Regions from separate parts of the Homo sapiens genome. Here region 1 is linked to region 2. The links are chromatin loops, found by intact Hi-C in ENCODE. Cell type or tissue: B cell. All regions are shown on one strand. Links, peaks and the distances in the headings refer to the core of each region. The heading gives the core; the rest is flanking DNA.

Evidence for each region. Peaks named below come from ENCODE experiments on the same cell type or tissue, not always from the same donor. Only the 100,000 strongest peaks of a DNase experiment are listed, where the experiment ranks them.
Region 1: a loop joins it to region 2, with 16 times the contacts of the local background. A loop is called at or near these places in 7 of 110 quality-filtered maps.

Annotation. Positions count from the first base shown.
Region 1 is chr2:105,335,279-105,338,656 of GRCh38, forward strand. It overlaps C2orf49 (chromosome 2 open reading frame 49), which reads left to right and starts at 2,262. Exons shown (of 4, transcript NM_024093.3): 1 at 2,262-2,408. The coding sequence starts at 2,310. It overlaps C2orf49-DT (C2orf49 divergent transcript), which reads right to left and starts at 2,215. Exons shown (of 2, transcript NR_187479.1): 1 at 1-2,215. RefSeq lists enhancers at 1,905-2,294, 2,305-2,354. In B cell, for the core only: no CTCF peak of the experiment used is centred there; a DNase peak (open chromatin) is centred at 2,133; H3K4me3 peaks cover 2,262 bases; H3K27ac peaks cover 2,231 bases.
Region 2 is chr2:105,036,037-105,040,530 of GRCh38, forward strand. MRPS9 (mitochondrial ribosomal protein S9) reads left to right here and starts at 2,033. Exons shown (of 11, transcript NM_182640.3): 1 at 2,033-2,191. The coding sequence starts at 2,057. MRPS9-AS2 (MRPS9 antisense RNA 2) reads right to left here and starts at 2,460. Exons shown (of 3, transcript NR_110603.1): 1 at 2,418-2,460. RefSeq lists enhancers at 1,440-1,649, 1,670-1,719, 1,770-1,819, 1,990-2,319, 2,073-3,015. In B cell, for the core only: no CTCF peak of the experiment used is centred there; a DNase peak (open chromatin) is centred at 1,995; H3K4me3 peaks cover 1,824 bases; H3K27ac peaks cover 1,839 bases.

The DNA of each region.
Region 1 (3,378 bases), core at 879-3,378, 300 kb after region 2:
CAAGGTTCTTCCCACTTATGCCATCATCCTGCCACTTTTTTCCTTTGATGACAATCAATAGGATACAAGAACTCTCCAAGGAGAGCCCACAGAGGAGGCATTTTACACACTTGAGCTCCAATCCTCACAACACTGTGAGATGGCTTATAATTTCCATCTCAGAAGGGAGGAAGCTACAGCTAAAGAGAGAATGTATGTCCTAGGTGAGTAAAGAAGCCAAGGTTATAATACAACTGAGCTACTCCAAAGCCTGCCCTTTTCTCTAAACTGCCTTCTATGACCCATAACTTTGTAAAAATCAGCTACCAGTTCTTAAACACTTACTGTGTCAAGTGTGTTTATAATCTCCATAATCTCCACTCCTTTGATCATTCTTCACAGAAAGTGCTAACACAGCATTTTCCTGATGAGGGGACTGAGGCTGAGAAACTAACTCACCCAAGGTTTTGGTGCAACAAGAGTAAAACTTGAAATGAAGTCAGGTTTCTAGCCCCGGATTCTCCCAAGGTAGCTGCTTTTGATACTAAAACAATGTGCCTCCCGGTGAAGGAAATGGGGATAATACTAATCACACTTATTTCTCTATTGTAATGAAAATCAAATCAGATTTGAGAGATATGGAATATGATGATGTTAATACTATGACGCTAATACATTTAACTCCAATTTAAGACATTCAGACGCCTGCCTCAGCTCAGATTTAAGACTATTCAATTTTGGGCAAGTCATTTAATCTCTTTCTGATCAGCTTTCTTGGCACTAACATGAAAGAACTGGACTAACTTTTAAGTTCCCTCCCAGCTCTGAAATTCAGTTTCTAGACATAAAGTATTACATACATAAATGAGTAAGAAAAATTGGGAAACACTTCTCAGCTTTATCTTTTTGAGGAGCTCACTTCTAGTACTCTTTCACGGTTTATCTTTTGGCATCTTCAGAGTTCTTCATATTTTTGTAGACAATGCAATAATTTCCAATAAAATGATACCTCATAGAGGATGCATACAATAAACATTCAGAACATACCTGCAAGTTTTATTTTTTATTTATTTTTTCAGACATGGTCCCATTCTGCCGCTCAGGCTGAAGTGCAGTGTGGTAATCCTAACTGCAGGCTGGAATTGCTGGGCGCCAGTGATCCTACCACCTCAGCCTCCCGAGTAGCTAGTACTACAGAGACACTACCATGCCCGGTTAATTTTTTTTTTATTTTTTGTAGATACGGGGTCTTACTATGTGGCCCAGGCTGGCCTGGAACTCCTGGACTCAAGCAATCCTCCCACCTGAGCCTCCCAAAACGCCGTGATTACAGGCATAAGCCACCATACCCAAGTTTAAGTTTTAAATGTGCAAAATATTTAGGGATATGTATCTCTCCCATGAATGATGAAAGAGAAGCAGAAAATATTTCTTAGTAAGTGAATTACTGGGAATTAAGACTATGATTGATACCTACAGCAATTTAAAAAGTTACTTCATTGTACCTATTAATACATGCAGAAAAAAATGTACTTGGATTTTATGCTTGCTACTTCCTCGCTCTTGAGTAAATTATCCTTTCTATGCATCAGTTTCCTCATCTGAAAAATAGGCATTCTAGTAATATATACCTCATTAGGCTGTTCTGAGGAATGTGATAATACACGTAAAATGCAGTCCCTGGCACACTGTAAATGTCTAACAAACGTTTGGCGGCTATTACTGGCGTTTCCCAGCCCGTTATTATTTTTTACATGTGAGCAAGTTAATTCAGAGGATTACTTCAAGAAACAAATACTTGAATACCTATCTGTCCAAGCAGCCGGGGTTACAGGGAATTCACTACATAAAGCCTCTGGTCTTACATTATATAGAAAGGCGATGAAGAGACAAGAAACAGGTTAAACAGAAAAACACGATAATTTCACACATAACCACTGCCATATTTAAAGCACTGTACACCGGCCCTCGGAGCCAGAATTCTTTCCCTCGAGGTTGCCCCAGGAATCCCTTTGACCTCTGCCATTGGACGTCACAGAAGGCGCGACTAATCGTGGCTGGCTCCCGGAGCTTCACTCTTCCCTCTCTTCCTGCGAAACTTGACACGCCATTTGTTTCTACGTCTGACATCCTCCTCTTTTCTCTGGTCCGTGGGAGCTTTTGCAAGCGGGACCAGGCCCCAACACCCGAACCAGCAGCGAGAGAAGGAGCCCGGCATGCGGCGACTCAGAGTGACGACACACGCGAGTCTCCGCCCGAGTACGTCACTTCCGCAACGCTTCCTTCGCGGGGCTTTGTGGGTAGCCGACTGGGGTCTCCTGGCGACGACCATGGCGGGGGATGTGGGCGGTCGCAGCTGCACGGACTCGGAACTGCTGCTGCACCCGGAGCTGCTGTCCCAGGAGTTCCTTCTCCTCACTCTGGAGCAGGTTGGGCGCGCCGGATCGGAGGGTGGGCGGGTGGGCCTTCCCAGGTGAGGCGCTTGCACCCGAGCTTGCCTTAAGTAGCCCTCGGCAACCACGGACACTCCCGCCGGGTTTGTGTCACTCTCCACCCACACAGACCAGGCAGCTGTCTCCTCGCTCCTGCTCCTCGCCCCCTCTCCAAAAATGAGACGTCCGTAGAATATCAGGAATGCTTGGGAAATAGGGCTTATCTATCTGAGTCCCGATGGCTTGTAAAGAGGAGTCCCAGGCGACACCCCCTGCCTGTGTGTAAGCCCCGACCTGAGGAAGAAAGAAGCGTGGAATAGACATGGAATGTAGAAATCATGGACTGTCAGGACTGGAAAGCATCTGAGAAACCGTCCATTCCACACCTTCTAATCGTTTAAAGATGATAAAAACAGTTCCAGAGAGATGAAGTGACTTGTTTAAGGTCACAACATCTGTAAATGGTACTTCCGGGAGGAGAATTCAGGGCTCCTGGCTCTCCATGTAGTGCGTGCTCTTTTCCAGCTGGTGTGGCCTCTGATAATAGGAGAAAAGTGAGAAAGGAAAAAAGTGATGTTTTAAGTGATAGAGAATTACTGGAAGTTTCCTTGGGGTTTATGTAGCGTATTTTGTTGTTTTTCATATGGCTTTCCCCTTAGTACCCTATCTTTGTTGAATTTCAGGTCCTCTTGCCACGTAGAGCTTAATTATGTCAGTAAGTTTTTACCTGTGGTTCTCAAACTTTTTAGGTACTTAAGAATGAGTCGAGGGACTTGCTAAAACACAGATTGTTGGGCTCCGTCCTCAGTTTCTCGTTCAGTAGTTCCGGAATGTGGCCCGAAATCTTGCATTTTTAACGAGCTTGTTGCTGGCCCAGAAAGCATGCTTTGACCACCACTGTCCTAAGGCAATACTTTCCAAAGTAATGGGCTTATGAATTCTCTGGGAACGTTGTCCAAGAGAATCC
Region 2 (4,494 bases), core at 1,054-3,553:
AAGGCGGGCAGATCACCTGAGGTCAGGAGTTCAAGACCAGCCTGGCCAACACGGCGAAACCCTGTCTCTACTAAAAACACAAAAATTAGCTGGGCATGGTGGTGGGCACCTATAATCCCAGCTACTCGGGAGGCTGAGGCAGGAGAATCGCTTGAACCCGGGAGGCAGAAGGTGCAGTGAGCCGAGATCACATCACTGCACTGCAGCCTGGACGACAAGAGCGAACTTCCATCTCAAAATAAATAAAATAAATAAATAAATAAAGTCTTGATTCCCAAATGCTAGTTTATCCATCCGTTGACAAAAAGAGTCGAACTCTGTAAAATATTTTGAAGAGATTTATTCTGAGACAAATATGAGTGATCATGGCCCATGACACAGTCCTCAGCAGGTCCTGAGAATTTGTGCCCAAGGTGGTCAGGGCGCAACTTGATTTTATACATTTTAGGGAGGCATGAGACATCAATCAAACACATTTAAGAAATACATTGGTTTGGTCCAGAAAGACCTGGGACTGATAGAAAGGGAATGTTCAGTTTAAGATAAAGATTGTGGAGACCAAAGTTCTCTGTAAGTCTTACAGTGGCTGCCCTTAGAGACAATGGATGACAAATGTTTCCTATTCAGATCTTAGTTAATCTCTTTAGGATTGGGAGGGTCTGGAAGAAAAAGATCTAGCTATGTTAATACAGATTCTTTACAGATGCATATCCCACCCCTCCAAGGACAGCTTTGCAGGGCCATTTCAAGATATGGCAAAGAAACATGTTTTGGGGTAAAATATTTTGATTTTCTTCCTTGTCTTGTAATGTTATGCCAGAGTCAGGTTGGAAAGTAAGTCACCATATATAGGGTTAAGTAAAACCCATCTAATAAGAATTTATGATTTGTAGGGCATGACTCCCCAAATCCTGTAGATAGGAATCTTGGGCAAGATAAAAAAATCAGAGTTTAGTCCTCCGACCTCTGCCAATTTCTCAAGATATCTTTTGCTAGTCTAAAAGCTAATAACAAAAAGAACAACAGGATGAGCATTTTATACAAGTAAATGTATTCCATTTAAAAGATTTTTCTTTATTGTGAAATTCTGCCATTCTACCTTTTTAATGCTAAAAAGTTCTGTTTCGTGAAATGATGGTGATAGTAGACGGCATTTATTTGCTTGACAACTTTGTATGATCTCAGATTTTCTGTGTGTTTTACTTTTACTGACCCTTCAAATCTAAGTGTGTGTAAACCCTTTTAAAGTGCGTTACTACATCATTTAGTATGTGTTTCGTAGAAAGCAACCTGGGAGTTAACTGCCAGGAGCACGCAAGTTTCAGAAAGCAAGACATACTCATCTCTATTCAACAATTAATCAGTTCTGATTGGGTTTCAAGTAAGGCTTAGTACCAACGCTTAGGGAGGGGCGTGCAAAAACGAGAAAGGTAGTGTTTGACCTTACCGGTTTAAGGTTTATCCTGTGCATTATACAGTTAAGAAACAACGCAGGAGAGTGCCAGGGAACCGAGAGGGGCTTGACAGTTGCTGCAGGAGAGTCTTGACTTGGAACCAGACGAACGTGGAAAGTTAGAGGAGGGGAAAACCCCTACTAGGATAAGGCAGACAGGAATCAAGGCTTGGAGCGCATCTGGGGCCCCGGCCGCCCTGCCCAGGTGGAGGAAGAGCCGGCTCGAGGTGCAGCAAGGGGGCTGGGAAGGAAGGGCTGGCTAAAGCGCCACGTGGATGTGAGTGCCAAAGAGACTAGGAGAGCGTGGAAGTGAGTCCCGAAGAGACTGAGTTCAGGACGTGAAGAGAAAGAGGCCGAGAAAAACGACCCACCAGCGATCCTTCTTGAGGTCGACACCGAGCAGGGGTGGAGTCGGATACGCCCCGCGGACACCATGCACCCAATCAGCGACGAGCTGTCGCGGATCGCGGGACACGCCCCCTGATCCAAAGGCCCGAGAAGCTCTTGCACAGGACAGCCTCTGGAACCCCGCGCCATTAGCGCCTGCGCCGTCTCTAGGCCCCGCCCCCTCACCCCTCCGGTCCTGGAGCTCCCACAGCTAACATGGCGGCGCCCTGTGTGTCCTACGGCGGAGCAGTTTCGTACCGGCTTCTTCTCTGGGGTAGGGGTAGCCTCGCCCGGAAGCAAGGCCTCTGGAAAACCGCGGCCCCTGAGTTGCAAACAAATGTCAGATCCCAGGTAAGGCCTGGGAAGACTGGAAGCGGCTTACCTCTGCCGCGCGAGGATGTGGAGCCAGCGCGGACACCTTCCCCCAGCGTCTCGCGTGCCTTCAGGCAGGGACTCTAGGATCTTAGGTATTTAGTGGAGGTCTGAGGTTGGGGGGGAGGAGGTGGGTATTGGCGTGCAGTAGCCGCTCTAGAGGTTGTTACTTGTTTTTTTGCGGGGTGCAGCGAGGGGAACTTACCTGAAGGTAGAAGTGGAGCGACCTCCTCCTTCATTTGGCTGCTGAGCTAAGTAAGGGTCGGTGCCTAGGTCTGTGTTGGGTCCAGTCCTACCCTGCCCTGCTGTCTAGGGAGGAGGAGGGCCGCGCCAGAGAAGAATGATGGGAATTGGATTCCTGCAGGTGCCTGGAAGACAATGGAGAAAGTCACGTTGTGTAGAGGACAGTGACTTTTTGAAAGTGCCTTCAATATGCGCAATTTCTGGCTTCTTAATTTTCCCGAATCCCCCTCTATGGAAAGATGCAGGCCAGAACTTGTACGTTTCGTTTAATCCAGGGAGAAGTGGGGAGTCAACAGCTGGATGGCTGATGATGCCAGTTTACTGACATGCGATCTCAGAGCAGGAAAAAGATTTGAGAGGGAAGAAACGAGTTTAGTATGGGATTATGTTTTTAGGCATCTGGGATTTCCAGTAGGTCTACGGATAGTCAAGTGTATAGCTCAGGAGGAGAACTGATTTCGAAATGCCCTGTTACCTTGTAAATGGTAACTGAGGCCTTGTAAACAAATTAAATTACCTAGGGAGAGTGTACTGAGGAGTAGGCAGAGGGACAGGGCCCTGAAGGACAAATAAGAAATAAGAGGCCTCAAGAGATTGAGAATGAGGGACCAAAGAAGCAGGAGAGAAACCAGCCAGTGTGGTGTCATGGAAAACAGGTGAATGTTTCAAGGAGGGAGAGTGATAACAAGTACCAATTATTGCAGGAAAGTCAAATACCATACTTTAAAAACTATATTTAAAAAAAAAAACATCTTTTTGTATGTTCTTTCCTTTATATTTTAATCTAGATCAACCAGTCCATTCTATCTATTCATGTGGACATTTGTTTTTTTTTTTTTTCTTACTGGAAAATGTGCTAGAAATTTTTATTTTTTCATGCATCTCTTTGAGTATATCTTTGCTACATACGCATGATTATGAGAGGGACTATATCATACAGAGTATTTTTATTGTTGACATTTAATGTATGTATTGGGGGATGGCTAACTTTCTGTCCCTCCTGGTATCTATTCTTCTATGTTTTTTCCATGTTCTTATAATCATGCATAAACATACATGCACAGGTGTACTTTACAAAAAATGGTACCATATTTGATTGCATTTTACTTTCTGCTTTTCTCTTGTACATATGCAGTATATTGTAAAGTAGAAATCCTTCAGGGTCCCCTATTATGTTTTTAAAAGCATTTTTAACTGCTGCATACTATTCCATGATAAGAATATATCAAAGTTAATGTAACAATTGATGGACATTTGCTTTGTTTCTACTTTCTTTGCACTAATAAAGTTTCAGTAAACATCTGGTCTAGTTCTTAAGTACTGGTTTAGTAAAATGGATGAAGAATGATTTCTCCTGTTACTTTAATTTTCATCTCCTTGACCATTCTTGAAACAACCTCTTTCCCCCATATGGCAAATGTTTACTGAGCACTTTACCTGAGCCAGGCACTGTGAAGTAAACAATTTAAAGTCAAACAATTACAAGATAGTATCCACCCTTAGCACTCTTAAGGGATGGTCCTGAAATGGCTGAATCCCCAGATTCCTGAATACTACTACAGCATATATTTTACCACATTAAGTACAGCTCAGATATAACTGAAACACTTAGCTGACCCCCCTTTAGATTCTTATGATTGCATACATATACCTAAAGACATTGATAAAGCTTTTTTTTTTATCGTGGTGCAGAGCTTATCTGTCTTAAACATTAACATTTTTTCACTTCTGCCTCCAACATTAATAGATAGATTTCTCTTGGTAGCCCATGTTTTATAAAATAATAAAAATTTTAATCACTTAATGAGTGACAAAACACTATACCTGGTCTTTTGTTTGTTCCACTTTTAATTTCCTTAATTACAAAATCTCTTCAGAGGTTACAGAAAACTTGAAGGGTGTGGGAGAATAGAATAATAATAAAGTGCATTTCATGCAGAGTATTTTTGCATTTTGTTTATATATGTAAATGTATACTAGGTGGTGATATAAACAGTAAATATTACAATGGGTCACAGTTTAACAAGTTTGAGAAACAC